2 separate regions of the Homo sapiens genome follow, and region 1 is linked to region 2. Evidence: chromatin loops called from intact Hi-C (ENCODE). Cell type or tissue: dorsolateral prefrontal cortex. All regions are shown on one strand. Links, peaks and the distances in the headings refer to the core of each region. The heading gives the core; the rest is flanking DNA. Region 1 has its middle 87 kb from the start of LINC02123. Region 2 overlaps ADCY2 (adenylate cyclase 2).

Region 1 (16,119 bases), core at 4,405-12,404, 480 kb before region 2:
GATTTTGTACATCAGGCTTTTTTCACTCAACTAATATATCCAAGAGCTTTTCCGATTGTTGCATTGACCAATAGTTTATTTTCATTGATGTGTACTATTCCACTGGGTATTATTTTTTATCCACTCACCTGTTGTATCTGAGTTTTTTCCACTTTTTGACAGTTATGGATAGAGTTTCTATAAACATTCCAGAAAATGTTTCTTTAGAATATATTTACATTCATTTATATATTTAAGGGTAAGATTGTGGGGTCAATTAATTTTAATATTGTTTTTAGTGGAAACAGTCAAACAGGGTCTTCCAAAGTGCTTATGTATTTCTCACTTCCAGGGCACTGGCAAGAACTTGTGTGCACCACAACCTTGCTGACACTTGTGTTTGTAATCATGACCTTCCAGAGGGTGTGTGTGGTATCCCATCATGCCTTTCATCTGCATTTTCTTAATGAGTATGGAAGCTGAGCACCTTTTCTTTTTATTTATTCACTCATTTATTTAGGTCTCCTTTAATTTCTCTAGATAATATTTTGTAGTTTTCAGAGATCTGGCACATCCTTGTTAAATTAATTTCTAAGTTTTTGATGTTATTGAAAATACTTGAAATTTAACACTTTTATTAGTTTTTCAACTGTTTACTGCAATAAACTCAAAATATATCTTATTTTTGCATATTGACTTTGAATCCTATGAGTTTGCTAAATTCACTTGTTAATTCCACTTGGTTTTAGATTGTTTTTGGATTTCTGAGAGCACAGTCATGTCATCTGAAAATAAAAGAGCATTACTTTTTAAATATTTATATGTTTTATTAATTTTTTCACGTTTAATTATACTCGTTAAAACCTTGATGATAGTGAATATCCTTGTCTTTTCCACAATTTCAAGATAAATTATTGAATATTTCCTCATTAACTATGATGTTAGTTCTAGATTTCTTGGACATGCCCTTTATCAGATTGACAAATTGTCTATTACTACATTTTGAGAGCTTTTATTATGGTTGCGTACTGAATTTTATCAACTTCTTTTTCTATATCTGTTGAGATGATGAATATATGAGTATTCTGCCTTATCTATCCATGGGGTGAATTACATTGACTGGATTTCAAATGTGAAATCAACCTCCTGTTCATGAAATAAACTCTACTGGGTGACAGAATATCATCCTTTTAATATAGCCTAGGCTTTGATTTGCTAATATTTTATTAAGAATTTTTGCATCTGTTAATAAGACATTGGTCTAGAATCTTCTTGACTTGTAATATTCTTGTCAGATTTTGGTAAGAAAATTAATCTTGCATTTAGAAAGAAAATGGGAAATGGTTTATATTTTTCTGTTTTCTGAAAATTTTTATTTAAAATTGGTATGATTTATTCCTTAAGTGTCTGTTAGAATGCGCAGGGAAGCCATCTGTGCCTATAGCTTTCTTTCTAAGCATTTTTTTAAAATTATAGAAGCAATGTAAATATAGGAATATGTAGATTTTTTATGTATTCTTAGGATAGTTTTGAACACCACTATGAACCAAGTAGACTTAATTTATATTTACAGAACAATAACAATAGAACGTACATTCTTCTCAGTTAAACATGAACATTTGCCAGGATAGACCATATTCTTGACCAGAAAACAAGACTTAATAGATTTTTAAAAATCCAAGTCATACAAAATACATTCTTTGGTGACAACAAAAATAAATTAGTAGTTAATAATAAGGACTATAAAAAATTACAAGGGGACATGAGGAGACATTTTCTCTTATAGAGACACATATGGACATTTTCCAACGCTCTTCATTCCTTTCTGAGATTCTGTGTTTCTTTCAGGTTGTAGGATTTTCTTTATTATTATTTAGAGTGTTGGCCTGCCAGTGACAATGTCTCTCAGCTTTTATTAATCTGATAATGTCTTTATTTTACTTTCATATCTAAGGACATTTTCTCAAGGTAGAGAAGTGTAGATGCCTTTCATAAGTTTTAATGATGCTTCCCAACTTCCAGTTTCTGTTGAAAATTCATCTATCACTCTGATTGTTGTTTCCTTGAGAGTGATGTTGTTTTTTTCTCCTTTTAAGGTTTTCTCTCAATTTTTTTATGTTTGTCTATAATGCACCTCAGTGAGGGTATTTTTTTGGTATTCATTTTTAATATATAAAGTCCTTTTAATAGTTTTTCATAATTTATTTCCTTCTGTCTTCAAATACTGCTTCCACTCCATTCTCTCTAGTCTCTTTTCTGGGATTCCAATTACATAAATGTCTTTAAGATATATTTATATGCTATTAATATATATGTTTTTCGTTTAATCATGATGGAAGACATAACCAGCCACACTATTCTAATCCCTGAGTAAACATGGAAATTGTTTTAATATAAAACTAAAATACACTCCTGTCTTACATTTGCATTTATTTTCCTAATACCCGAGTTGAACAGATTAATTAGATGATCCCTTCTAACTATCAACTGTCATAGTCTGTTTTGTGCTGCTATCAGAGGATAGGGTGATTTATAATGAGCAGACATGTATTGGTTCACAGTTCTAGAGGCTGGGAAGTTCAGCATCAAGTGCTGGCATCTGGTGAGGGCTTTCTTGCTGTGTCATCACATAGTGAAAAGCACAAGAGTGAGAGAGCAAGAGGAAGCCAAATTTGTTATTTAATAATGGTATTAATTCCACCTGTAAGGGCAGATCCCTTATGACTTAACTTCTTAAAGGTCTCACCTCCTTTTAAAATTTTCTTTTATTTTTAGTTGACACACAATAGTTGTGTATATTTATGGGATACAGAGTGATATTTCACTACATGTATACAAATGTGTAATGGTCAAATCAGAATAATTAGACCTCAGACATTTATCATTTCTTTACATTGAGAATATTCAAAACACTCTCTTCTACTTTTTTTAAAAAATACTATAAATTATTATTAACTATATTCATCCTACAGTGCTGTAGGACACTGGAACATATTTCTCATATTTAGCTGTAATTTTGTGTTCATTAACAAACCTTTCCTTATTCTCCCTTCCTCCCATGCACTTCTCAGCCTCTACTAACAACCATTCTACTCTTTACTTTTTCTAGCTCCTACAGTTGACTAAGAACATGTGATATTTATCTTTCTGTGCCCGAGTTATTTCTCTCAATATAATGTCCTCCAGACTAATCCATGTTGCCTCAAATAACAGGATTCTATTATTTTTGATGATAGAATAGTAAGTGTTGGATTTGTTGGATAGGTGAATTTTGAAATTTTTAATTGAAATGAAGTAGAATGCTAGGTTCCACTGTGTGTATATGCCACATTTTCTTTATTCATCTGTTGATGAAAATGTAGGTTGATTCTATATGTTGACTATTGTGAGTAGTGCTTCAATAAACATGGGAGTACAGATATCCCTTTGACATACTGATTTCCTTTCCTCTGGATAAATACCTAGTTAGTGGGATTGCTGGATTGTATGGTAGTTCTATTTTTAGTTTTTTGAGAAATTTCCATACTCTTTTCCACAATTGTTGCACTAATTTACATTCCCACCAATCCTGCCTCTCAGTACTGTTACAAAGGCAATTAAACTTTAATATGAATTTTGGAGGAAACAGACATTTAAATCATAGTACCAACCTTTAGTGTTTTTCTTTATGGTACTTTGAGAAAATGTCTAAGGACAGCAGAATTATACTAAGTCTCTATTGGATATTCTTTGGAATACATTGAAAGAGAACAAATATACTTCTTTGGACATGTTTTTAAGGTTAGCACTATTCAAATAATTCTAAAATGAACTTCAGAATTCTAAGAAGGTTTTAATTATTAACGATAAATTTTATGGTCACTAGAGTTAGCATATTAGTCATATATTGTAATAGCATAGAGCTATTAAACAATAATTCATCTTTTGATGCAACTTGGATGGTGTAAAATGATAACAGCCTGCAAATAGTTCAAATACTCTCTAGTTATATTGTTTTGGAGATATCATTGTATCTCTATTTTCTTAGTAGCAAATAGTCCATTATGTCATTGTTATTGAACTTCCTTTGTAAATGTTCAAGCAACATTATCAAAGCAGAAAAATAATATATATTGCAAAGTTCCATTTTCAGGAAATAGTACTGTTAAAACTTGTCCATTTTCTCTCTGTATTTTAATGTGATTTTCTTCGTAATTATCTGTTGCCTTTATAGTCAGGGAGGGAACCATAGCAGGGTTTTTTTTTTCCTAGTCAATTTAATAACTGTGTTTTTTTTTCTCTTAATCACATGGAAATTTGTTAGTCTCATAATACAAAAGCTAAGAATTAGTTACTTTAAATTAGTAGTTCTGAGTTATTGGGTGATTAGGTTGACGCATGTCTTTCTCAAAATGAAAATCCTTTGAGGTGTGTGCAGGTTTGTTGTGATTTGTAGGAATATAATGCTGATTTCAGTCATACTATTTCAGAAGTAAGTAGATATTAAATACAAAATACACAAAGTTCTGCACATGTGATCATTTTATGGAACAGCATTTGTGGTTTACTTTTTTTGCCACTGCCAATGTAATACGCTTCTAAAGCATAAAGATAAAGAACGCAGAGATGCTCAAAGGAAATAAAAATGACAAAAATTATATAAAATGCCATCTCAATAGTGCGCTATGTATCTTTGCAGTGTATACAAATATAGATACATATATAGTTTAATATCACACTCTACATGTTGCTTTCAAGCTTTTTTTCACTCACTTTGCAATGTATCAGGAGTATTTTTCTATGTAAATTGGTCTTTTTCTTATATATTTGTAATAGATATTTTGAAATTTTTCCTAAGTACATAGCACATTTGTTTAACCAATTTCTTATTTTGGAAAGTTTCATTTTTGCTATGATGGAAACAAATATTCCTCCATTCAAGTTCCAAAACTGAAATTGTTGATTGGAGGAAGTTAATCGTATATTTAAAATAATTAAACACAAAACTAATAGTCTCCATTATAAAAATTTTCAATAACAATCATAATAATCAAAACAAAACAGTAAAACCCTAACTCTGAAATCTAAATGAGAGGGACAGTTTTGATCTAAGGGGGGGCATTTGGCTGTGACTGAAGACAGTTTTGGTTGCCACAACTAGAAGGGTGCTGCTGAACCTAGAGGCTGGGATTCTGGATGCTGCTAACCATCGGGCAATGCACAGGAAAGCCCCCATGACCAAGAATTATCTGGCTCAAAATGTCATTAGGAATTACACTTTGTCTGTTTCTAGAGAGGGTTTTTCACTTCTCTGCAATGACATGAAACTTAACAACACGTGCTGTTCTTGAGTGCTCACAACTACTAGGAATTCTTCACCTGTTCAATCTATCCTGATTCCTACCAGTGGTAGTGGAGGGCAGTTAATAATATGATGCCAAAGGGTAGATTTCTAAAAAGGAAGATAGGCAGCCTATCAAGCTGTGGCTGAGAGAAAATTGCTTCTTGAAGGACTCTTGCCAAGCAGATGTTGGGGGACCACGCCCCCATCCAGCACAACACTCAAAATGAAAATGAAGTAGAAAACCAAAGTTAAAATTCCTTCAACTGTAACATTGATTCAGGTTTAACAATGTTTTATTTCTGTGGCCTTTGATCTTAATGTGTAAATATTGACAATCTCCAATATATACCACCGTAATTCCTTAAAACAGCCTTGTTTCCTAAAACGGAGGTATTCTGACCAAGACCTTCAAAGTTTCTAAATTTTATGTATGACTACAATATCCAAAATGGTTTTTTTCCATCTGCATGGATTTTATATCCTGTAATCACAGAATATACTACTCTCACTTTGTCTTTCAGAGCAGTTAATAACCTATGATTATTGCTTCTCTTCCAATTTAAATCTCCCCACCAAAACCAGAAGAATTATTTTCCTATGAAAATGGGATGTTATCTCTCTGCTTAAATCACACAAATATTTCACTCACGGCTGTTGTGTGGTATCAGCCAAGGATTTCAGCATGGCCTACAAGTACTGGATGATCTACTCTCTGCACACATCTGCAGCCTCAGATCTTATTACTTTCCCTCTGGGTACCTTCCACATAGGTCTTCATTCAGCTCATCAAAAAATGTGTCACTTCTTCAATGTCACCAGGCATTCACACGCATTATTGCTCCTGATGTGTTTGGCTTGGTGCTCACTTAATTCCTGTATTTTGTCCTTTGGATAAGTCATTGCTGATATGCTGTCCTACCAGGTTATGATTCTTTGTTATCTGCACTCACATAACAGAGTTCATTTCTGCAGAGCAGATATCTGCATTTGTAATGTACGCTTACCAGACTGATGAGAACTGTTCATGTAATTTATAAAGTTAATGCCTCTGATTAGGAACAAATAATCATGAAGTTTCCAGACAAAATAATTTCTTCATGCTATAAAATCTTGAGGTATCTACAAAGAATTTATCTGTATTCCAAGTATACTACAGTGGTAAATTTTGAATTGGCACTTTGCAGATTCTTAAAAGTACTTTTAACAAAAGTATAAGTAACCTATTAGGGAGTGGTTATCTAGGAGAAATGTGAGATATCAATATCTTTAGAATTTTAGGCTCTAGTCCTATATTTATTTAATCTGAAAATACTATGCCTAGAATTCATTAAATAATACCTTACTAAAAATACTTAATGAGTTATACTTTAGTATTATCCCTGTGGACTTAAGATATATTTAAGTGGTGATCACCAAAAACACTTATGAAGTTTAATTTTTAGTAATGGCACACCAGAAAGAGTTTTGGACTAATTCTCCCACTGGAAAAGAAAAAGGGAAAATTGAACAAAACAAAACAAAAATCTGTCTGAAGGCACTGAAGAGCTACCAAGTACAGAGAAATTTCAGGCCCAAGACCCATGAAAAGACACAACACAAGAGGGGTAAGACTACCAAGAAGTCCCAGAAAACACACTAGCTTTGGCTTAGGGTCTTGAGGTTCGCCGTGTGGGATCAAGGATTAAATGGGAAAAGGTCAGCTCTTGTGTGGACTGAAGCTCACATTTTTTTCATACCAGTATTTAGTTGGGGTTAAGTGTTCTGAGACTGATAATGATACTCACCTAGTTGCCTGCCAGTTGCAAAATGCTTTGGAGAAATATAAGATAATCTAAAGCTTAAAATTGTCTATACAACTAATAAAAAAAATTATGTGACACTCAATCGCAGAAAATCAGATATCCAAAAAACAAAATTAATGAAAACCAAGGGACAAAGAGAGAAAATAGAAAAAAAAAGAAATCCAGTTAATTTAGCTACATGCAGATGTTAAAATCACAGTGTTAACAAATGAATTTTTAAAAACAAAACAGAATTAATTTGGAAATACAAAAAAATGAAAATTCTAAAGTTAAAAAATAGAATGACTAAAAAGAACTCAACAGATAATGTTAAAGCAAGAGTAGATTTAGTTGAGGAGAGAATTAGTGAACTTGAAGACAAATTATAAATTATCTAGGCTGAAGATGGAGAGACAGTGGATGCAAAGCCCAGGGAGGAAAAAGCAGAAAAGGAATACATGAACCTCACAGAGGACAAATGCAATGAACACCGCACTTAGGTGCAAAGGGTTTATCAGGTAAAAAAAAACAACAAGACTAACTTTAAAATTAGACAAAGATGAGAGAATGACTTCTGGAATGGCAGTGTAAAGAGACCTGTAGAAACAACCAACCACCACTGGTTAAAATTTTGATATGTATAGTTTTATATATAATATGTGTGTGTGTGTGTGTGTGTGTGTGTGTATATATATATATGTATATATATATATGTGTATATATATATATGTATATATATATGTGTATATATACATATATATATACATATATATATATACATATATATATATACACATATATATATATCTTTGGAATGCCCTTGGGAATTGTCCTAAGGGCATGTAACAAATGAAGGAACACTTATTCAAGAAAATCTATTAATTCTCACCAAGGACAGTGAGATTCTACGGCATTTGAGCTTCAGACTGAAAGTAAGTAACCTTAGCAATTCAAATCCCTCCCCTCAACATAAAAACACAGATCATCAGCAAAGGCCATCATGTACTTATAAAAGGTGGCATGATTGCATATTTTTTCTCCTTTCTTCTCTTAACTAACATAAAAAAGCAATACTATAAACTAACATTTATGTAATTGTATTAGTGGGCTTATAACCTATAGAAATATATTTGATCAAGGATGTGTTTGGGACCAAAGCTATATTGGGGTGAAGAAATGATACCAAATGGTAACTTGAAATCGAAAGAAAACAATGGAGAAAGCCACAAAGGTAAATACGAAGTCTAACACGAAAACTCTTGCAGAGAGTTTGAGGGATTTGGGGCCTAGCAAGGAAAAATATATGAACACGAGGTGGCAGTAAAGCACAACAAGCTTTATTTCAGTGCTGCTTTGAGAGGATTGCCTGGGAGAGGAAAATTCCTCAGAGCCTGAGACCTTCTAAAGACAATGCCAGGGAGCCACAGCCCAGGAGGGGAGGGGTACACAGGGATTCCTGCAGGAGTGGGGGAACCGGGGAGAGTGCTCACTTATCTAGAGGCTATTGCTCAGCAGGATGATGAGAGGGAGGGTCTCCGGGTCAGAGAAATCCAAGGCAGCAGTGGTTTGGGGTTTTTATTGCCCAAGGCTTACTTTACCTATTACAAGTAGGTGTTGGGCATAGTTTTGTGGGTTATTCAGAAAAGGAAGGCTCTAAATGCCCACATTTTTGCTTCCTTGGGCTATAATTAAAACCTGTGTAAAAGAAATTTTCCACTAAACGTCTCAGGCTGCCATGATGAAGTAAACACAACAGGGCCAACATACAAGAGCTGTCTTTGACTCATTTATTTAACAACTCTTTAAGTACAGCTTTTCTCTTTTTTTCTTCCCTAACCTTCTTTAAAAGACATAAAATTATGCAGCAGGAGCTGTAATAGTGTTCTGTCACAATTGTAACACCTATAGATATAATAGACATAATAGTAATAACACAGAAAAAGAAAAGAAATAGGCATATAAATAGCATTTATGTATTTTCTTACAATTAATTTAGTATAAATCTGAAGTTAATTTTGACAAGTTAATATGCATATTATCATCCCTAGAACAACCAGGAAGAAATTAACTCAAAAAATATAGTGAAAAGATTGTCAAAAGAATTACATTATTGCCTTAAAATAGTCACTTAATTCAAAAGACGGTAGTAAGGGTAAACTAGAGAAAAAAAAAGACGATGTATAGAAAACAAAATGTAAAATGGCAGACATAAATCCAACAATATTAATAATAACATTAAATGTGAATGGATAAAATAAGCAAATCAAAAGGCAGGGATTATGTCAGATTGGATAAAAAAAGTAAGATCCTATTAATGCTGTCTAGGGTAGCCATATTTTAATTCAAGTATACAAATAGGATGAAAGCAAAATCATGGAAAATATATATTATGCAAATAGTAATAATAGTAATCAACTGATGAATGGATAAATAAAATGAAATATTTGACAGTAAAAAAGAATGAAGTTGTGGTACATGTTACTGTCAGGCCTCTGAGCCCAAGCTAAGCCATCATATCCCCTGTGACCTGCACGTACACATCCAGATGGCCGGTTCCTGCCTTAACTGATGACATTCCACCACAAAAGAAGTGAAAATGGCCTGTTCCTGCCTTAACTGATGACATTGTCTTGTGAAATTCCTTCTCCTGGCTCATCCTGGCTCAAAAGCTCCCCTACTGAGCACCTTGTGACCCCCACTCTGCCTGCCAGAGAACAACCCCCTTTGACTATAATTTTCCTTTATCTACTCACATCCTATAAAATGGCCCCACCCCTATCTCCCTTCGCTGACTCTTTTCGGACTCAGCCTGCCTGCACCCAGGTGATTAAAAGCTTTATTGCTCACACAAAACCTGTTTGATGGTCTCTTCACACGGACGCGCATGAAAGTTACAACTTGAAAATATGATACACACATTAGAAAAAAAGCATGCCAATTAAATGCAATTTATAGAAACACAACAAAAGAAACTCAGAAAAATGATGAAAAAAGATACGGTTCACATACAGCAAGATGGTGTAGCTCCACTCGTGAAACACAATGGACTTTAAAACAACAAGCCTTACTAGAAATAAAGGGAGATATTTCACAATAATAAAAGTTCAAAAATTAAGAATACATAAGAATTGTATAGGCTTATATCTCGAAAACATAAGCAAAATTTACCAGAACTAAAAAGATAAGCAAAATGCCTGATAGAATAAGAAGAAAAATGCTTTTAACACACCCAAATAAGCAGAAAAAATTAACATAATATTAAAATTTTGAACAAGATTAACAAATTTGATCTGAAGACAATGTATATAGACTTTTACTCAACAACTTTAGAATATAACCTTTTCATGTGCATGCAAACAATTTGCCAAAACTGTGCATACGCTGAGCCATAAAGGAAGCATTAGTAAATTTTTAAGGATTGAATTCATGTTTTCAGACTTAAGTGAAATAATCTAGAACCATGTTATTTAATGCCATTGAAGTTAAATTAAATATAACAAAAAAGATAACTAGGGTATCTTCACAGTTGGAAATTAAGCACTATACTTCTAAATATCTAATGTCCCCACCAAAATTACAATAGAAGGTTAAAGAAGCATTTTAAACTGAATGACAGTAAGCCAGTACATACCAAAATGTGGCTTGAAATTAAAGGCATGGTTAGAGGGAAATTTAAAGACTTAAATATTGCAAGATTATGAAACAAGAAAGGCTGTAAATCAATGTGTCAGGCCTCTGAGCCCAAGCCAAGCCATCGCATCCCCTGTGACTTGCATGTATACTCCCAGATGGCCGGAAGTAACTGAAGAATCACAAAAGAAGTGAACATGCCCTGCCCCACCTTAACTGATGACATTCCACCACAAAAGAAGTGTAAATGGCCAGTCCTTGCCTTAACTGATGACATTACCTTGTGAAAGTCCTTTTCCTGGCTCATCCTGGCTCAAAAATCATCCCCACTGAGCACCTTGCGACCCCCACTCCTGCCTGCCAGAGAACAAACCCCCTTTGACTGTAATTTTTCTTTACCTACCCAAATCCTATAAAATGGCCCCACCCTTATCTCCCTTCGCTGACTCTCTTTTTGGACTCAGCCCACCTGCACCCAGGTGATTAAAAGCTTTATTGCTCACACAAAGCCTGTTTGGTGGTCTCTTCACATGGATATGTGTGAAATTTGGTGCCGTGACTCAGATCGGGGGACCTCCCTTGGGAGATCAATCCCCTGTACTCCTGTTCTTTGCTCCGTGAGAAAGATCCACCTATGACCTCAGGTCCTCAGACCAACCAGCCCAAGGAACATCTCACCAATTTTAAATCAGATAAGCGGCCTCTTCTTACTCTCTTCTCCAACCTCTCTCACTGTCCCTCAACCACTTTCTCCTTTCCACTCTTCAATCTCTCCCTTCTCTTAATTTCAATTCCTTTAATTTTCTGGGAGAGACAAAGGAGACACGTTTTATCCGTGGGCCCAAAACTCCGGCGCCGGTCACGGACTGGGAAGGCAGCCTCCCCTTGGTGTTTAATCATTGCAGGGACGCCTCTCTGATTATACACCCATGTTTCAAGGGTGTCAGACCACGCAGGGATGCCTGCCTTGGTCCTTCACCCTTAGCGGCAAGTCCCGCTTTTCTGGGGAAGGGGCAAGTACCACAACCCCTTCTCTCCTTGTCTCTACCCCTTCTTTGCTTTTCTGGGAGAGGGGCAAGTACCCCTCAACCCCTTCTCCTTCACCCTTAGCGGCAAGTCCCGCTTTTCTACCAGGCAATAACCCCCAATCCCTTATTTCCACGCACCAACCTCTTATCTCTGTGCCCCAATCCCTTATTTCCACACCCCAACCTCTTATCTCTGTGCCCCAATCCCTTATTTCCATGCCCTGACCTCTTATCTCTGCACCCCAACCCCTTTTCCCACTTTTCTGGAAGGTAAGAACCCCCGAACCCCTCCCCTCTGTTTCTCTACTCTCTCTTTTCTCTAGGCTTGCTTCCTTCACTATAGGCAACCTTCCACCCTCCATTCCTCCTTCTACTCCCTTGGCCTGTGTTCACAAAAACTTAAAACCTCTTCAACTCACACGTGACCTAAAACCTACAGGCCTTATTTTCTTCTGCAATGCCACTTGACCCCAATACAAACTCAACAGTAGTTCCAAATAGCCAGAAAATGGCACTTTGAATTTTTCCATCCTGCAAGATCTAAATAATTCTTGTTGTAAAATAGGCAAATGGTCTGAGGTGCCTGACATCCAGGCATTCTTTTACACATCAGTCCCTTCCTAGTCTCTGTGCCCAGTGCAACTCTTCCCAAATCTTCCTTCTTTCCCTCCCGCCTGTCCCCTCAGTCCCAACCCCAAGCGTCGCTGAGTCTTTCTAATCTTCCTTTTCTACAGACCCATCTGACCTCTTCCCTCCTCGCCAGGCCGAGCTAGGTCCCAATTCTTCCTCAGCCTCCGCTCCTCCACCCTATAATCTTTTTATCACCTCCCCTCCTCACACCTGGTCGGGCTTACAGTTTCTTTCCATGACTAGCCCTCCCCCACCTGCCCAGCATTTACTCTTAAAAAGGTGGCTGGAGCCAAAGGCATAGTCAAATTTAATGCTCCTTTTTCTTCATCCCAAATCAGATAGTGTTTAGGCTCTTTTTCATCAAATATAAAAATCCAGCCCAGTTCATGACTTGTTTGGCAGCAACCATGAGACACTTTACAGCCCTAGACCCTAAAAAGTCAAAAGGCCGTCTTATTCTCAAAACACATTTTATTACCCAATCTGCTCCCGACATTAAATAAAACTCCAAAAATTAAATTCCGGCCCTCAAACCCCACAACAGGATCTAATTAACCTCACCTTCAAGGTGTACAATTATAGAAAAAAGTTGCAATTCCTTGCCTCCACTGTGAGACAAACCCCAGCCACATCTCCAGCACACAAGAACTTCCAAACGCCTGAACCGCAGCGGCCAGGCGTTCCTCCAGAACCTCCTCCCACAGGAGCTTGCTACATGTGCTGGAAATCTGGCCACTGGGCCAAGGAATGCCCGCAGCCCAGGATTCCTCCTAAGCCGCGTCCCATCTGTGTGGGACCCCACTGAAAATCAGACTGTTCAACTCACCTGGAAGCCACTCCCAGAGCCCCTGGAACTCTGGCCCAAGGCTCTCTGACTGACTCCTTCACAGATCTTCTCGGCTTAGCGGCTGAAGACTGACACTGCCCGATGGCCTCGGAAGCCCCGTAGACCATCACGGACGCCGAGCTTCAGGTAACTCTCACAGTGGAAGGTGAGCCCGTCCCCTCTTAATCAATACGGAGGCTACCCACTCCACATTACCTTCTTTTCAAGGGCCTGTTTCCCTTGCCTCCATAACTGTTGTGGGTATTGACGGCCAGGCTTCTAAACCTCTTAAAACTCCCCAACTCTGTGCCAACTTAGACAATACTCTTTTAAGCACTCCTTTTTAGTTATCCCCACCTGCCCAGTTCCCTTATTAGGCCGAGACACTTTAACTAAATTATCTGCTTCCCTGACTATTCCTGGACTACAGCTGCATCTCATTGCCGCCCTTCTTCCCAATCCAAAGCCTCCTTTGCGTCCTCCTCTTGTATCCCCCCACCTTAACCCACAAGTATAAGACACCTCTACTCCCTCCTTGGCAACCGATCATGCACCCCTTACCATCTCATTAAAACCTAATCACCCTTACCCCACTCAACGCCAATATCCCATCCCACAGCACGCTTTAAAAAGATTAAAGCCTGTTATCACTTGCCTGCTACAGCATGGTCTTTTAAAGCCTACAAACTCTCCTTACAATTCCCCCATTTTACCTGTCTTAAAACCAGACAAGCCTTACAAGTTAAGTTCAGGATCTGCGCCTTATCAACCAAATTGTTTTGCCTATCCACCCCGTGGTGCCAAACCCATATACTCTCCTATCCTTAATACCTGCCTCTACAACCCATTATTCTGTTCTAGATCTCAAACATGCTTTCTTTACTATTCCTTTGCACCCTTCATCCCAGCCTCTCTTTGCTTTCACTTGGACTGACCCTGACACCCATCAAGCTCAGCAAATTACCTAGGCTGTACTGCCGCCAAGCTTCACAGACAGCCCCCATTACTTCAATCAAGCCCAAATTTCTTCTTCATCTGTTACCTATCTCGGCATAATTCTCGTAAAAACACACGTGCTCTCCCTGCCAATCGTGTACGACTGATCTCTCAAACCCAAACACCTTCTACAAAACAACTTCTTTCCTTCCTAGGCATGGTTAGTGCGGTCAGAATTCTTACACAAGAGTCAGGACCGCGCCCTGTAGCCTTTCTGTCCAAACAACTTGACCTTACTGTTTTAGCCTAGCCCTCATGTCTGCATGCAGCAGCTGCCGCTGCTTTAATATTTTAGAGGCCCTCAAAATCACAAACTATGCTCAACTCACTCTCTACAGTTCTCATAACTTCCAAAATCTATTTTCTTCCTCATACCTGATGCATATACTTTCTGCTCCCCGGCTCCTTCAGCTGTACTCACTCTTTGTTGAGTCTCCCACAATTACCGTTGTTCCTGGCCCAGACTTCAATCTGGCCTCCCACATTATTCCTGATACCACACCTGACCCCCATGACTGTATCTCTCTGATCCACCTGATATTCACCCCATTTCCCCAAATTTCCTTCCTTCCTGTTCCTCACCCTGATCACGCTTGATTTATTGATGGCGGTTCCACCAGGCCTAATCGCCACACACCAGCAAAGGCAGGTTATACTATAGTACAAGCCACTAGCTCGCCTCTTAGAACCTCTCATTTCCTTTCCATCATGGAAATCTATCCTCAAGGAAATAACTTCTCTGTGTTCCATCTGCTATTCCACTACTCCTCAGGGATTATTCAGGCCCCCTGCCTTCCCTACACATCAAGCTTGTAGATTTGCCCCCACCCAGGACTGGCAAATTAGCTTTACTCAACATGCCCTGAGTCAGATAGCTAAAATACCTCTTAGTCTAGGTAGACACTTCCACTGGATAGGTACAGGCCTTTCCTACAGGGTCTGAGAAGGTCACCACAGTCATTTCTTCCCTTCTGTCAGACATAATTCCTCAGTTTAGCCTTCCCACCTCTATACAGTCTGATAACAGACCAGCCTTCATTAGTCAAATCAGCCAAGCAGTTTTTCAGGCTCTTAGTATTCAGTGAAACCTTTATATCCCTTACGGTCCTCCGCCTTCAGGAAAAGTAGAACGGACTAAAGGTCTTTTAAAAACACACCTCCCCAAGCTCAGCCACCAACTTAAAAAGGACTGGACAATACTTTTACCACTTTCCCTTCTCAGAAGTCAGGCCTGTCCTCAGAATGCTACAGGGTACAGCCCATTTAAGCTCCTGTATAGATGCTCCTTTTTATTAGGCCCCAGTCTCATTCCAGACACCAGACCAACTTAGACTGTGCCCCAAAAAACTTGTCATCCCTCCTATCTTCTGTCTAGTCATACTCCTAATCACCATTCTCAACTACTCATACATGCCCTGCTCTTGTTTACACTGCCGGTTTACACTGTTTTTCCAAGCCATCACAGCTGATATCTCCTGGTGCTATCCCCAAACTGCCACTCTTAACTCTTGAAGTAAATAAATAATCTTTGCTAAAAGGACTATGCTGAATCTCCTTAGGCACTCTCTAATCAGATATCCTGAGTTGTCCCAATTCTTAGACCTTTTATACCTGTTTTTCTCCTTCTGTTATTCCATGTAGTTTCTCAATTCATCCAAAACCGTATCTAGGCCATCACCAATCATTCTATATGACAAATGTTTCTTCTAACAGTCCCACAATATCACCCCTTACCACAAGACCTCCCTTCAGCTTAATCTCTCCCACTCTAGGTTCCCACGCCGCCCCTAATCCCGCTCGAAGCAGCCCTGAGAAACATCGCCCATTCTCTCTCCATACCACCCCCCAAAAATTTTCGCCACCCTAACACTTCAACACTATTTTGTTTTATTTTTCTTATTAATATAAGAAGGCAGGAATGTCAGG
Region 2 (16,119 bases), core at 4,249-12,248:
TAGCAACAGAAGAAACCTCCTACCACCTCTAGACTTGTAAGGAAACAGGATAGAGGTGTTGTTAGCAGAAACCCAGGCTCCTGGGCTTTCTTGCAGATGCTAGAACCATGCAAAGCTAGAGCTAGACGAAGGTAAGGTGTTGTCTGACAAGGATCTGGAATTTTAGAAAAGGCAGGAGTTGCAGGCCATTCAGAAAATGGCTGCTAAGTAGAGAGTAAAAGAAATACCCAATCTCTTTCTTTCCATTGCCTTCCAGTCTCCCACCAGTTCTCATCGGCCAAACTAGCTAGAGACATTTGACAAAGAGTCTGTGAAATGAAGTCTCTAAGAGATGGATAGAAATATACTTGAAAGCAAACAAGAAATTACCAACACACTTAGTGACAAATTTTCCTAAATTTGTTAAAATCCATCACTCTCCAAAGGCAAGAATCTCTATGAACATCAAGCAGGATAAATATGAAGGAAACCACATGTGGCATATTATAGTCACACTTCTGGAAACCAGAAAAAAGAAAAACATTAAATGCACCCACAAAAAAAGACATTACATACAAGGGATCAATGACAGAATAAATGGCTGCCTTCTTATCAGAAATGATGGAAAGCAAAAGACACTTGAACATCTTTAAACCACTGATAGGAACATGATGAACCCTGAATTAAACATTCAACTCAAATATTCCTTTTCAAAGTCGAGATGAAATACATTCTGCAAGTAAAAAAAGAGGGAATTCATCACCAGCAAACCTACAAGATATGCTAATGGAAGTTCCTCAAGCTAAAGTGAAATTATGTCAGAAGGAAAAAGGAATCTAAGGAAGGAATGGAAAGTATTGGACATGCTTACTTTATGAGAGAGTATAAAAGACAATGTATTTATTTTTCATGTCTCTAAAAGACAACAGGTGATCTGATGCAAAAACAATGACATGTGACATATACTGAGAATTCTTATGAGAATGGGATTAAATTGTTGTGTCATGTATTTTTTGAAGTGGCACAATATTAATGCCAAATAACTAATGATAAGTTAGGACAGCGTGTATTAAGCCTTGAGCAATCACTAAAAATAAAATAAGGATAGCTAAAAAGCCAAGAGGAAATGAAAAATACTTTTAAATATTTAATTAATAAAATAATAATGGAAGAACAGAAAAACAAAAATAAATGAGACAAATATAAAACAGATAGTAAAATGGTACGTTTGAAGTAGTAGCAACAAATGTGACAGACCACACTATACAAATAAAAGCAATGGGGCAAATAAACAATAGATAGCCAGAGGGTAAGATTAAATTCAAACATTATAAATGGGAAAGGACTAAATACTCCAAAGGAAAGTATGACCAAGCCATATACTCTCTACAAGAGATGCACTTTAAATACAAGTTAGGTAGCTTGAAAGTGAAAGGATGGAAAACGTATCTGATGTAAACAATAAGCACAAGGAGGCTACTATACATATATTAATATCAGACAAAGTAGTTATGAAGGCAAGAAATATTAACAGAGATAAATATAGATAGTGAGTAATGATAAAAAGGTCATTTCACCAGGAGGCGTAAAATCATAAAATGTGCTTATACCTAATAACGGATCTATAAAAGACAGATATGAAAGCACTTAACCTACAGTAGACCATAAAAGCATCTTATGCATATCTGACAAAATCAAAGAAAAAAAGAGACAAATCTACGTCAGAATTAGATATTTAGTATCTCTTTTCTAGTTATTATTATTATACCAATAGGAATATATAGGAGGTCTGAGCAACAATATCAACTTCCTAAAACTAATTAATGTTTCATAAAACACTAAACTGAATTGAAAAATACTTGTTTACTTAAAGTGCACATGGAACATTAACCTACAAAGATATTACTTATACTAGGCCATAAAAGCATCTCCATAAATTTGAAAATACAGAAACAAATATGAGGACAAAAAAATCATATAGTCTGACGTCTAACCACACTAAAATCAAATTAGAAATCATTAACAATAGAATATTTTAAAATATCCCCAAATATTTTAGTGTTAAACTATATGCTTCTAACCCAGGAGTCAAATATGAAATACAAGCGAAATGTAAAAATGTTTAAATATCAAAACGTAATGTATCAAAATGTGTGGGATTGCAATTAAAGCAGCAATTTAGGGGGGAATTTGTAGCTTTAAAATGCTTTAAAATTAGAAAAGAGGAAAGAGTTAAAAATCAATTGTCCAAATTTCGATCTTAGGAAGCAGAAAAAGATGAGCAATTTAGAATCAAGCAATTAGAAAGGCATAAATACTAAAAAGAAGAAATCAATAAAATAGAAAACCATCAGTAGTGAAAATTAATAAAGCCAAAATATGGCTCTTTGAAAAAGACTGAAAATTCCTAAACCACTAGCAAGACTGATGAAGAAAGAAAAACAGGGAGAAAAATCACAAAGCACCCAAACTAACAATTTAAGGGAAAAAAGAGGACTCACTACAGACTCTGTAGATATTAACAGGATATATATGAAATGCCATAAATTACTTGAGGCCAAACAGATTTACAATTTAGATAAAATGAGTTTCTTGAAAAGACTATTTACCAAAAGCTGAAACAAATAGAAAATTTAACTGTGCATGTATCTATTTATTGAATTTGTTTTAAAAATTTTTCCCACAAAGGAAACTTCATACCCAGATTATTTGTGTGTGAATTCTACCCAACATTTTAAGAAAATAAGATAGAAAGAATTGGTCAAATATTAACAAATTTTATATTTGTGAATGGATAAAAATGTCTTATTCATGGAAAGAGGCTAAAAGATTGGGGCTACAAACCAAAGGCCAAATCTACACCACGTGTAGGAGATCTAGCCGAAATAAAATGAGAAAGGTTGGAAATAAAGGATATAGAACAGCTATTCCAGGAAACAGCTTATAGAATAAAGGAAATATCAATAATATAAATTCCTGACAATAAAGAATTCAAATGAAAAGTATTCAGCATTTAAAAAAAAGATTTTTATTATGATTCAGGCAACAAAATTTTAAGTCATAAATATTTATGCACTTCAGAGTCTCTTTGAAATAAATAAAGCAGAAAGTGTTAAAATGTTCAAATACATGGACAAACCTACACTCCTAGTTGGAAATGTTAATATATTCTAACATTGACAGATCAAGCAAGCCAGCCCATTAGGGATTTGACTAACTCATAAGGTTCCTTCAATAGTTATATTTAGAGAAACACTTTGTTACCAGCATAAAAAACACATAGAATTTTCAAAAATTCATAAGACATAGAAGTTGAGCATATTTATCACATCCCAGAAGAAAAATAAATTGTCAAAGTGAAATAATAGAGGCCACAATCTCTGATAAAATCAAATGAAATTAGAAATAACAAGAACCAACCAAAAATAATATTCTTGTGGAATTTAAAATTCAGACTTCTGAGTTACTTTTAGTATTAAAAGAAAATGGAAATTGAAAGTATAGGCTTTTTAGAAAAGAGTTATAATGAGTAGCTATGAATTAAAGGCTGTGGGATTTGGCAAAAGCAGTAACTAGTAGAATATTTATGTCCTTAAATGCACTTATTAGAAAATACAAAATATTTTCTAACAAATGACAATCCAAGATAAAGTATATAAGTTTAATTAAGGAAGAAGAAATAAATTTTTTAAAGTTGAATCGGAAACTAATTAATATAGAAAGAAAGAACAGACCTTAATAATAAACCAAACACTTATTCCTTGAGAAGGTCAACAAAACATGCAAAACCTCACAAATCTGATCTAAAGAAAATAGCATTAAGCATAAGAAATTACAAATATGGAGAGTTTTTAAATTATAAGAAAATATTATATAGAATATTTTACATTTGAAAATCTAAATGAAATAGATAATTTTCTAGGAAAATCATCAAAATTGACTCAAGAAACAGAACCAATAAACATGGCAGAAATGTGACATGTCTATTTCTAAAACAGAACCTGGATCAGGAATACAACTGGGTAGACATAAATCCAGACAACATCACTTAATAGAGGTATAACTTTAGGGAAGTTATAGAAGTATAACTTGGGCAAGTTCCTCAACTTCCCTGTGTATCAGTTTCTCTGGCAAAATGAGGTAATAATACTAACTACTATATAGGATTATTGTGAGGATAAAGTGAACTATATATGTACATATATACATAGCACTTGACACATAGTGAATACTCTATAGATTTTAGGATGTAGCATCACCACCACCACCATCACCACACCACTACCATCACCACCACCATTATCCCCATCACCATCCCTATCACCATCACCATCACCATCCCTATCACCATCACCATCACCATCATCACCATCACCATCATTATCACCATCATCATCACCATCACCATCCTCATTATCATCATCATCATCATCACCATCACCGTCACCATCATCACCATAACCATCTCTATCACCATCACTATCATCATCACCATCACCATCACCATCACCATCCCTATCACTGTCACCATACCATCATCATCCCTATCACCATCACCCATAATCATCATTACCATCACCATCATCACCATCCTCATCATCGTCATCACCATCACCATCCCTATCAATATCACCATCACTATCCCTGTCACCATCACTGTATCACCTGTTATCATCACCATCATTACCATCACCGTCATTATTATCATCATCATCATCAGATAATTTTATACTTGAGTTTTATCAAACCTCCAAGAAGATATCGTTCATTCAGTATTTAAACAGTTTGGGGCCTAAAAAAAAAAGACGAAATGTTGTTTCTAAACTCAGCCTTATGAATCTGGCATTACCTTAACACCGAGAAAAAGCTAGGAGAGCATAGTGCCCAAAAAAAAAAAAAAAACCTGTCAGAGCTCCTTCGTAAAACAGAAGAGAAGATAGCAAATCAAAGCTCAGCAGATGAATCACTGTGGTCCCCTTTAGTCATGAGGATAATGGCAAGCGCCCTCCATAGCTCTGAGATGTGGGCTGGCACTCCTCCCGCTGCTGCAGGATCACATCTTACTCATCTTTGTGTCAGAACAGCCTAGCATGAGCCCGGCCCATGAGACTAGTCAACAATCTAGGTGTACTTGGTATATACACACCCTCCCGCAGAGTCTTATCATCACTTGTAAAATCTGAACAAGTATTATTATCAGGCCAGGTGTTTGAAAGCATTGTGAGTCATGTCTAGGACATGACTCAGTGCCCGAAAGTCATTGATTGGGTCAGGTCCAATTGTTGGTTTGAACTCAAGTTTTTGTAGATGTTGTTTGATGTGTGTCCCTGTAGTCATCCCTCTTAATGGAGTAGGTATCTGAGATAAAGAGTTGAGGGTGGCTTCTCATCATGACAGCATCAGGAGCTTTACTCAGGGCACTAACTGCTCAATTTGTTTCTCTTTCTGTGGGACTCACAGGAGTGCACCTGCAGGAGGATGTCAGCTTGTGGCTGGCTTATATCTGGTTCTTCCATCCCATACGTTGTTTCTGGATGTTACTCCTCTTCTTAGCCAAATCCTCTGTTTCTTCACTGTCTCTAGCCAACCTCATTGGCATGAGGTTCCATTTTGGTCTCAGACACCATCCAACCTCTCCTTGGATGTTCCATTTGCATTTCATCTTTGATGATTCACTGTGCTTCAGTCCTTTTTATACCTCTGAAACTTCTATCCTTGGATTAAACTAAGTTTTAAAAGGCTTTGAATTATTTAATTATTTAAGGGACCTTTCGGATATGTATACAATTCTTATAAGTAAGCCTGTAATCTGTCAGTAGCAGGATTTGCAACTCAGTAGGCATGTTTTTCACATGATCATGGGATGCTTTTGAGTTCATTGGCTCACTCAAGCATGTAAAAAGCCTCGCTACACATTTTGCTGCATCTATGTTGAACAAAATAGGTTGAATCTGGTTTCATGAGATTGGGGAGGGTGAGGACTCAATGTCTCCTGGGTCAACAGGAACAAGGGTGGAACTTGAGGACTTCCAGGCTATCAAGGTGAGGCTGTCCTTAAGGCGGCAGCTGCCAGGATCTCACTGGCAGTGAAGAGGCCACCGAGATGGGGGATGTGGCCAAGTGCCACATGAAACTGCCAGGAACATGGGCGAGTCATTTAAAAAGATTCTTTATCCTTCATAAAGAACTGATGCTTCTGAGGCAGTTTTATTGAGTCAGAATAAGTTAATTGGCCATCGCTGTGTGGACCCTTTTCTATGGACATGTATGTGGCATTTTAGCTCCATTTTTATTTCTCAAAAATTTAGTGAGGATTGCAGTCTGCATTTAATAAAGTCCTCGTTAACCCAAAAGTATTACTGGTAGCTTTCCAGAATGAGAGAAACGATCTCCACCCTGACTTGCTGCTTTTTGTTTCCCGGTAGAACGTCCGTCCTGGGCATCTCCTTTGGGGCTGCGTTTCTCTTGCTGGCCTTCATCCTCTTCGTCTGCTTTGCTGGACAGCTTCTGGTAGGTATTCAAATGTGGCGCTTCTTTGAAAAGTATGCTCATTTCATGAAAGCTGATTTCTTGCCTAAAACTTTCCAAAACAAGGAGCTTATTGCTTTACCACTTCAAGAACTCCAGATCCCAGTTAAGGAAACACACACCCTTCAGGTCTATAACCAGGAATATAGACTGGGACCCCTCATGCACAACCAAGACACGAATATGAAGATGATTCAAAACGTTCGATGTCACATCAGAAGTTGCATTCTTGCTTATTTGGTGTCAATATATTTTTATCATTTCCTTTAAGTTTTCAGAGTATTTATAGCAGCAAATGCAAGTATAATATGAGGCTTTCAGTGTACAGGAGGATTAAAACTAACACAGGAGCAGAAAACCAAACACTGCCTGTCCTCACTCATAAGTGGGAGTTGAACAATGAGGACACATGGACACAGGGAGGGGAACATCACACACTGGGGCCTGTTGGAGGGTGGGGGAAAAGGGGAGGGATAGCATTAGGACAAATACCTAATGCATGCGGGGCATAAAACCTAGATGATGGGTTCATAGGTGCAGCAAACCACCATGGCACATGTATGCCTATGTAACAAACCTGCACATTCAGCACCTGTATCCCAGAACTTAAAGTAAAATTTAAAAAAAAAAGTAAACCTAATACATTGCTACATCCACTTTCAAGCTATAAAATGTTGGAGTAGTTGAAGAAAGCATACGTTAAAATATCTTTTATTAGTGTTTAATTTAAGCCAATCAGGTTTAAATGCTAGTTCTGGATATACAGATTAAACCTAAAATTGAAAGTCTAAAGCAAGTGTTGCTAGCTGGCCATGAGTCTATGAGAGCATCGTAAGGATGCAAACAATGGGATAGAAGGCCCTGAAGATAAGCCACTGTTTCGTTTTGTTCAATGGAGATGACCTGGGACAGAGAGGCCACTCTGAGCTTCTCAGCAGCTCTCTTCCTTGCCCCCATGGGCATTCTCAAGAGAAGCTTCAGAGATTTTTTTAATAAAAATTTTTACATGATAATTAATAACCTATTATAAAAAATAAATAGAAATGTTCTTTAAAATATTTTTCAATGGATGCATTTTATATGAGTTCTGCAGTTACAGACTACAGTCTAGATATTTTCACATTGTCAAAATTATGATTTCTTCTGCTGGTTAGACTGTAACAACGCATTTAGATGACACCGCCAAGGAAGCCTCCTGAGGTTTGTGGCCTGTCTGTTACCTCTCAGGAGTATTGTGGCTTCTATGAAAGAATTTTTTCTCATTCTGCATGCGTTTATAGTTTGCATCTGTGGCTTTATTGCAATGTTGTTTTGCTTTTCATAAAACACACTACTACTGCTAGCAACAACATCAGGACAGCGCGATAGTGGCCTCTTAGAATCCTCGTCCTCCCTTCAAAAGCTCTGAAAAGTGGCAGTCCTGACCCCCACGCTGTCCATTGCATTCCAGTCTGATGTGCTGAAAGGCTTTGGCCAAGGGTGGTTAAGATTCCAAAGCTTGTCTCTGCCTTTCCGCAGTCGACTGTAAGCACTTTGTCCTCTGTGCCTTATACCTTTGCAAACTTGTGTGGATTTTGTTTACTGTTTGATAGTTTAGATGTTTCAAATTGTATTGAAAGCTCTTCCAAAAATGGGACTGTGGCTTCTGCTTTACCCAAATGCACACATAGCATCTCGATTCTCTGAAACCCCCTGAAGACATTGTGGGTTGTATAGAGGAGGGAAGACCCTTGGTTAATATGAATCCACTCCGAAAGGCCCTGATGGAACTCTTTGGCAAAGTTTGAAAACGCTTATTGTAGAAAGAAGCCTGGTTTTCTATGTTCCCGGAATCATCCCTCAGGTGGAAAGGCACACAGGCTCCCCTGCTCTCTTCCTTGCCCCCACAAATCTCCTGAAGCCCATGTCTCAGGTTTCCAAAACAGGAACCATCATTGGTGGTTCCATTGGAAATCCCAACCTAGTTCTAATTAAGTCAGTTCAGATCATTGTGACTAACTAGCCATATTTATCATTTTCTATCCCAGGGAATCTGGTCTTGGATATGGGGGCATGTGGTATATTTAGGGTATCAGGCTGACTTTTTTTCATTCTACTCTCTAAGTTGTTATATTAAAGAAACATAGAGCTGGGGGCAGAAAAAAATATCTCAGGAACAACTCTGCTGCGTCTGTGGGAAAGCATTGTTCCTCTCTGGTGCCTCCCTTTCAGCCTCGCTGGAATCCCACGCCCTGCTGCCCCTCTCATAGCTCCTCCTGTGGCCAGCCTGAGGCCCCGGTAAGCTGTCAAGGTGACACCCACAGCTCCTCCTGCCCTCCCGTCCCTGGAGCTTCCCAGGACCCTGGCCTCCACAGGCCACATGCTAGAAAGTTCTTTTTGACTCCGTGGTATCACAAAGGGAAGATTTCAATGCTACAAATGCATTGGTGCTTACCTCCTCCTCACAAGAAGCCTGGATGGTGTCAAAGTGCCCAGGAAGCCTAGACGTGGCGACACTTGGTCCTCCTAAACTTGATTCCATAAGATCCGTGAATGAGGCTCCCTCTAGTGGCCAGCTGCAATTCCTCCTCCTTGGATGTAATCCATGAAAAAAATCAAGAAGGAATTCTTTTCACTTTAATAATAGGTCCTTTTTTACTGTTTAAATCATTCTTTAAGGATTTTTTAATTTGCAACATCAAATATATTGGTGTACAGCCAATTTAAGAAGGCTTAAGTGCACTCTGCACTCTGCCATCCAAATTCAGTCAAAAACTGCTCATCACAAATATTCCGCAGTGGTCGTGGAGAAACATTGTCACTTCCTAAGTGCTCATTCCCTGGCTTCTTAATAGCTTCCCAGTTGTGTAAGGTTTTATAATGATTTGCATTTATTATGAATTAAATACTGAGTTTATTAAAGAGTACTCAATACCCGAAACTTGCCTTCTATTAACGTATGGTAACTTTCTGAAAACTTCGATGCCAAAGACAGTATTTGTGCTCTAATACCAGCTTTCAGTTCTCCGTATGAAGAAATAACATAAAATGTAATACTTCATAAAGGAAGCTGAAGAGAGGTCAGCCTGGCTAATGTTTTCTTCCAAGAGCTTTGCCTCTGTCATTCTCTGTTGCACAGAAAGCGTAATGCCAATAAATCAAATTGATTGCTTGTTTTACAACTGGCCTTGATAAAAAGGTAGAAAAATATCAAAATAGGCAAAAAAAATGGTGATGATGAATTGCAGATTTTTTCCTGTTGATAGAAAAATCGTACAGGTATTTGTTCAGTGACATGTTCTCAAACACATGGCAGGCATTTCTTTTCTGTGATCATTATTTCTGTGAGAAGCCCAGCCCTCGCCTCCATCGGCCCCTTCACTCCCACCCGAGGCATGCCCCATGCTGGCTCCCTGCTACCCCCACATTGCCCAGGTCTCAGTTCTTGTGCACGTGGGTGGGCCCAGCCACCGGGCACCTTCCAAGATACCTTGAAACTGCACCAAGCCCTTCTTTTTACACCGTGGGACTGACAATCTGTGTCACGTAGCTTAGCCTCCATCATATAAGATCTCACTGAGACCTCTAAATTGTTTCTGTTTCCCCTTGAATATATAGAGTTCCTTGTACTGTAGCATTTTTATGGGGTCCTTTCTTACTTTCTCCTCTCATCCGGCTCTGGTTAGCACTCCCTCATCTCATGGAGGCCAACCTTTCTCAAGCCGAGTTAGGTGTCCCCTGCAGAACCTTCTCCAAATGTCCCAGCATGGGGACAGACTCTATGTGTCAATGATCACGTGGATGAGAGAAGGAATGTGAGTCAGTGGCCTTCATCACGCTGCGTCAAAATGCCTTGTTCACATATGCCATGATTCCTTGACTCTGACGTGCCTCCAGCTGTCTCCTCTGTTGGAAATTATCATCTAACTTTCATAATCCAACTCTGAAGAGCCCGCCTTTGCACCACCAACTCCTCTCATGCTGGCTGGCCGGGATTCCCATTTTGCGTTATTACTTTTATTCTTGTGGATGGAAAGATCTTCAGTGAGTTCACTGTAGCCCTATTTTGTTCATTGTACTACTTCAGGCACTTGAAAAACACAAGATAAATATTTAATATCAATCTGCTTGAAGGAATGTTGGGTTGCACCCAAGTGCGGTTTCCTGGTACCACTGCTCAGAAAACATTCCACCCCCATTCTCACCCCAACTGGACTCCTTCCGAACTTGAAGCTCTGAATCCAGCTCACAGTCATGGCATCCTGCTCCGCATTCTGGCGGGTTCCCAGCCTCTGCATCTGGGCCTGGCATCCTGATGTTCTCACTTGTTGGATCTCCTTAGACACCTCTGCCTCAGGTGCCTTCCTAGGCCCATATAGCAGCCCCTTCATCTCACCATTGCCAGCTATTCTCAGGCAGAGAAATATGTGCCCTAGGGGACCTTCTCCAGATGGCTTAGCAGGAGGGCGGGTTCTATGTGTAAAGGAATGTGTGGGTGAGAGAAGGGATGGTAAGTCGGTGGCCTTCGTCACACTGCATTGAAATTTCTTGCTCACATTCACCATGATTCCTTGACTCTGAAATGCTTTCTACATCGGATGCTATTTAGCATTTCAGAATTTAAAACTCAAGAGGTGAGAGGGAACCTAGAGATAACCTCATCCAGCCTCTAATTCTGTGGATGAGGGACCAAGGACTCCAAAGGTGCCATCCACTTAAGTGAGTTTTTATTTCCAATTATTTAAAATAAACATTTCCCCCCACCCTCCAACACACACACACACACACACACACACACACACACACACACACACAAAATGCTGAAGAAGCTGTAATCAGGCTTCTTGAGGATGCAAATGGAGGCTTTGGAGTAGAATCAGGAATGCAATGACTATGAGGTCTGCAAAGGCTTCCTATCCTTGGGTAAGAACCTTTGGAATAAATCCAAACTATTTATGATGGGCAAGATCCCAATGAGTGGTTCTGATTCCAGCCTCATCATAGTTTATAAGTAGTAAATGTTATATTAAAAATACCTACTTACTCTGCTAGGCACTTAGCTTCTACTGGCTCATTTATGGTCACAAGGGCCCTTGGAGGTAATATCCATTTGACAGTTTAATAGAACCGGGGCTCACAGATGCTACATAACTTGCCTTCCCAGTGGTATATAGCAAGTAGGTGTTGGAACCAGAATTGGAATCAAGCCTTGGAACCTTATAGTAGAAGCAGGTTGCAGAGGGTGCCAGGCTGTGTGTGGGGTGAGTCACAGGCAGACGGTGCCCAGCACTAGGCAGGGATGCCCATGTTCATGGACATGGACCAGCATGGCACCAAAGTTGCCTTGTGACTACTCAGCACCCATTGATCAAAATCACATTGGTAAGTCATGGTAACTTCACATAGTACCTATTCTTATTCTTCTCTACTCTAGTTTCCTAAAGTATGTTTTTCAGCTGTTGGTCCCATTTATTTAAAACTAGGTTCTGGGCAAAGTGTAAATTCATCTTAAAAGACATTTGATAATTTTTTTAAGTTAATTTATAATTGTGTTTAGATTAAAGTAATCTAGTAAGAAAGTACTCAGTATTATAATAATACTTTACAAAATGTTTTATACATATAATAGTCCTTCAAAGTATTTTCAGACATTATTTTATTTGATAATGAAAATAATCCATTTTATCTAGGCAGAAGCTAAGACTAGAATAAGAGATTCAAGTTCACATTTTCATTACAATTAGCAATTAAAAATAGTACTAGTTGTCATTGTAGCAGTAATAGTAATAAGTGCACATTCACAGTCAGATTTAACTTTCTAAACTACCTGAGGCAGACTTACCTTTCTATGATAAATACAAGAGAGTGACTCTAACCAAAAATTCCACCAAACAAACCAACCCCCAAAACACCTTTAGAACGCATATGCTGGATACGGCAAATGAAAATGCCAGAAAATATCAGAAGAAATTTTTCTCTCAGTGTTGTTACCTTGTGCTTTCAATAGCAGAGATAATACGATGCCAGCCCACCAACGTTCTTCCAGGCAGAGATAAAAGCGCAAATAGAGAGGTCGCCTCGGGAAAGGGAAAGTAGGTCACACAGCTAATAGAAAAGCTTTCTACCCCACAGCAGTGTTTTTCCCTTGAAGTCTGTTTTCTTTCCTGTCAATATCCCTCCACCATATTTTATTTTTGGTTAGTATTTGCCTGGTGTTCCTTGTTCCATCTTTCTACTTTCAGCTTTTCCTTGTCAATGAAAAGGATATAGGTTTTAGGTGTGTCTCTGGTGAACAGCATGTAGCTCTATGTCCTTTTCTCTGATCCAAACATCTCTCTCTCTTATTTGACAAGTGTGATCCATTTACCTGTATTATAATTATTACTAAAATCTTTTAAAACCCAATTTGTATCTTTTTGCTTCTACTTGTTTTTCCTTCTTTTCTGCCTTCTTTTGGACTCCTGGAGTTTATTCTCTTTTATTCTCTCTAGTGACTTGGAACTTATATACTCTAGTTTGTTTTTTCAGTTATTACCTTAAAACCGTAACATGTACACATGATTAACAAAGTATATTATTAATAATATCTCCACTTTCTTGTTGAACAATACAGGGACCATGCTCTGAGTCTGGTAATTTTTCTCATCTTCCATACTAGCATGGTTTAAATTTTTCTAAACTTAAACTGCTCAAATTATTCAATGTTTATTCCTGTTTTTGTTAAACAATGTATTTGTTTACTATTTTTTCCAAATACCATTCCACCTTTCTGGACTCAGTTTCCATATTACTAAAATGCTTCCTTTTATAATCCTTCCCATGAGGGTTTGTATATAATATACCCACTCAGATTTTGTATTTTAAAAAGTCTTTATCTTTTCCCCATTGTGATTATTTATAATTTTTTCTAACATTCTAAAAACAGGATTCCATAATTTCCTGGCCTCTGTGGGAATGAGATTAACTCTCCTGTCCATCTAACTGTTGTAGACACTTGGTCCCTTGTCTCGGTGGGAGTTTTTGTAGGATTTGCTCTTTGTATCATGGGCAGTAGATTCCAGGTGTCAAAGTGCAGCCTGACTTTTATTTTTGAGACTCAGCTGTGTATTCTCTACCACAGACCTCATAATCCGCTCTAGGTCTGCAACGTCATTGTCCAATATCTCCTTGTGTTTTGTCTCTTCCCTGGTCTTTCTGTTCTGCTTTTTTCAAACTTTTATCAGAGGTATGTTGAATCTCTTCATCATATCCTCTGTGTCTCAGTCTCTTTTTCCTATTTTCCACTTCTTTATCTTTCTGTGCTATTTTGTGGTTTATTTCCTGAGATGTTTCATAGCCTCTCCCATTCACGGGCAGTTCATCCAGTTCCTCAATAACCATTTAGTTTTTAATTTCAATATCTACATTTTCATCTCTAGAAAGTTTATGTGGCTCATTTTAAAAAATACTTGTTATTTTTCCTTAACAACTCACTCATTCATATGGATTATAATCCCTCTTTTGTTACTTTAATCTTAATTTAGAAGCTATTTCAGGTTGTTGTCGTATCTGCAGATCTCGTGGTGCTAATTCGACTACCTCTAATGTCTTTTGATTCTTCCTCATATGGTCCATTGCCTTAGGTACTTTATAATTTGGTTTTTATTGTGAGGTTATGTTCAGGAGGAACTGCCCCAGCCCCCAGATGGGACATCCCTGCACACTGTAGTCTAAAGTATCATTTACCAGCAGTGTCATTCTTGCTTCTGCCATAGCCCCAAGGATTTTCTCTGGTTTTGACCTAATTAACAACCCTTCAATTTGGAATTCTTATTATGAATCAGGTAATGTGATTTCAAACCCAACACTTTAGGGTTTGGATTGATCCTTGGAAGCTTATTGACACTTCCCTGAGCTAGTGAATGGGGCTCTTCTAGACTTCTTTGTACAGAAAGTATAGCAGTTTGAGGCTCTGGATTTTATTCAAGAGTCTTAGTTGCAGCTGTCCACGTTTGGCTGGCCCAAGGAAATATCTTCTTTTCCCTATGGGTGTTAAAAGCTCACCCCCTAAGTGCCATAGCCTGAGTCCTGATCCAGGACACTCCTGGACCCACCCCACAGCCTCAGTTCCTTTATCACTGAGCTCTCTCTTTGTTTCTGTGCCCTGGTAATTTCCCTTTGAGTCCATCATTAAAAATAGTAAACAGAATCAACACGTATTTGACGAGTTCCTACCATTTAACAAACACTATACTGGCCTCTGGGAAAACAGAGACAAGTGCGATATGGTCACTGTCCTCAACCACCTCTGCATTTGGCCAGAGACAAGCATGTCAGCAAAAATGATGCAATGTGGTACCCAGTGGAGCAACAGTGCAGGGATGTGGCTCACCCAGGGCGAAAAGAAGAAACAGGTTGATTTTGTAAAATATGATTGATTGGCATAAAGAAGTCTTCCTATGGGAAATTAAAGGACAATTAAATAATCAAAGTACACATCACAGTCTTTGTGACATTAAATGTTACAAGTAATTATTGCTCCGGCTTATTCCTGCCATTCAGAATGACGGTCCTCAGCTAATTAAAATGCCAAAGTAGATGTTCCTTTAGGCAAATACACAAAAGTACATGTTTATATGAAACATGAAACCACTATATTTTCCAAGCAAGATTTTTAAGATGGATTTCGTTTTTCTAATAATAAAAGTTTGCTTCTCAGCCACTCTGATATCTTTATAACTTTTCTGGATTTTTTTTTTCATTTTATTAAGTTCACTTAATATGAGCTTCTACTTCTCTTCAAGTGTCTCATCTTATTGTTAAAATGGAAACTAATGAAACTGTAAATGAAGTCTACTTTTATAATGATTAAGTTAAATTATGAAGAATTAATTTTAGAGTGAAAAATTTAGATTTAACTTAATTTGAGAGACTACCAGTTGTTTCCATTGCAAGTGGATCAAAACAAGGGAAGAAAAAAAAAAGGAAAGAGAGAGGGAAGGAAGAGAAGCTGGCTGATATTTTTGGTGGAGCATGTATGAACATTTTGTTTTTCTGAGGAAGATCTGCATGTACTGGATTAAGAACATTGGGATTCATCCCACGTTTTTCCTACCACACCCCACTGCTCGTTGTCCCCATCATCAATTCTATGATAGGATTTTCCTTTTTTTTTTTTTTTTTTTTCTGAGACACAGTCTTGCTCTGTCACTCAGGCTGGAGTACAGTAGTGCAATCTCAGCTCACTGCAACCTCTGCCTCCCGGGTTCAAGCAGTTTTCCTGCTTCAGCCTCCTTAGTAGCTGGGATTACAGGCACCCGCCACCACACCCAGCTTATTTTTGTCTTTTTAGTAGAGACAGGGTTTCACCATGTTGGCCAGGATAGTCTCAAACTCCTGACCTCATGATCTGCCCATCTCAGCCTCCCAAAGTGCTGGGATTACAGGCGTGAGCCACAGTGCCTGGCTAGGATTTTCCTATATATTTCTTCTTTTATTACATCTCCCACTGCATTTAGTATCAATCCCTTGTTTGTTAATGGATGAATGTGATATTCACATCCAAGTGCATTTCTAGAAGGTACACGGTGAGCTCACTGTAAGTAAGAGCCGATCATGGGGTTCAGTGAGATGATCAAGGAAGGGAGGAAACAG

What was found. Peaks named below come from ENCODE experiments on the same cell type or tissue, not always from the same donor. Only the 100,000 strongest peaks of a DNase experiment are listed, where the experiment ranks them.
Region 1: a loop joins it to region 2, with 7 times the contacts of the local background. A loop is called at or near these places in 26 of 110 quality-filtered maps.

Annotation. Positions count from the first base shown.
Region 1 is chr5:7,252,772-7,268,890 of GRCh38, forward strand. No RefSeq gene overlaps it. Among named protein-coding and RNA genes, the nearest start is that of LINC02123, 87 kb to the right of the region's middle. RefSeq lists enhancers at 9,302-9,850, 9,851-10,399, 10,573-11,340, 14,688-15,538, 15,539-16,119. In dorsolateral prefrontal cortex, for the core only: a CTCF peak has its summit at 8,386 (motif pointing right); no DNase peak of the experiment used is centred there.
Region 2 is chr5:7,737,264-7,753,382 of GRCh38, forward strand. It overlaps ADCY2 (adenylate cyclase 2), which reads left to right. Exons shown (of 25, transcript NM_020546.3): 15 at 6,405-6,489. Among named protein-coding and RNA genes, the nearest start is that of CFAP90, 110 kb to the right of the region's middle. In dorsolateral prefrontal cortex, for the core only: CTCF peaks have their summits at 9,059 (motif pointing left) and 9,261; a DNase peak (open chromatin) is centred at 9,038; H3K27ac peaks cover 4,501 bases.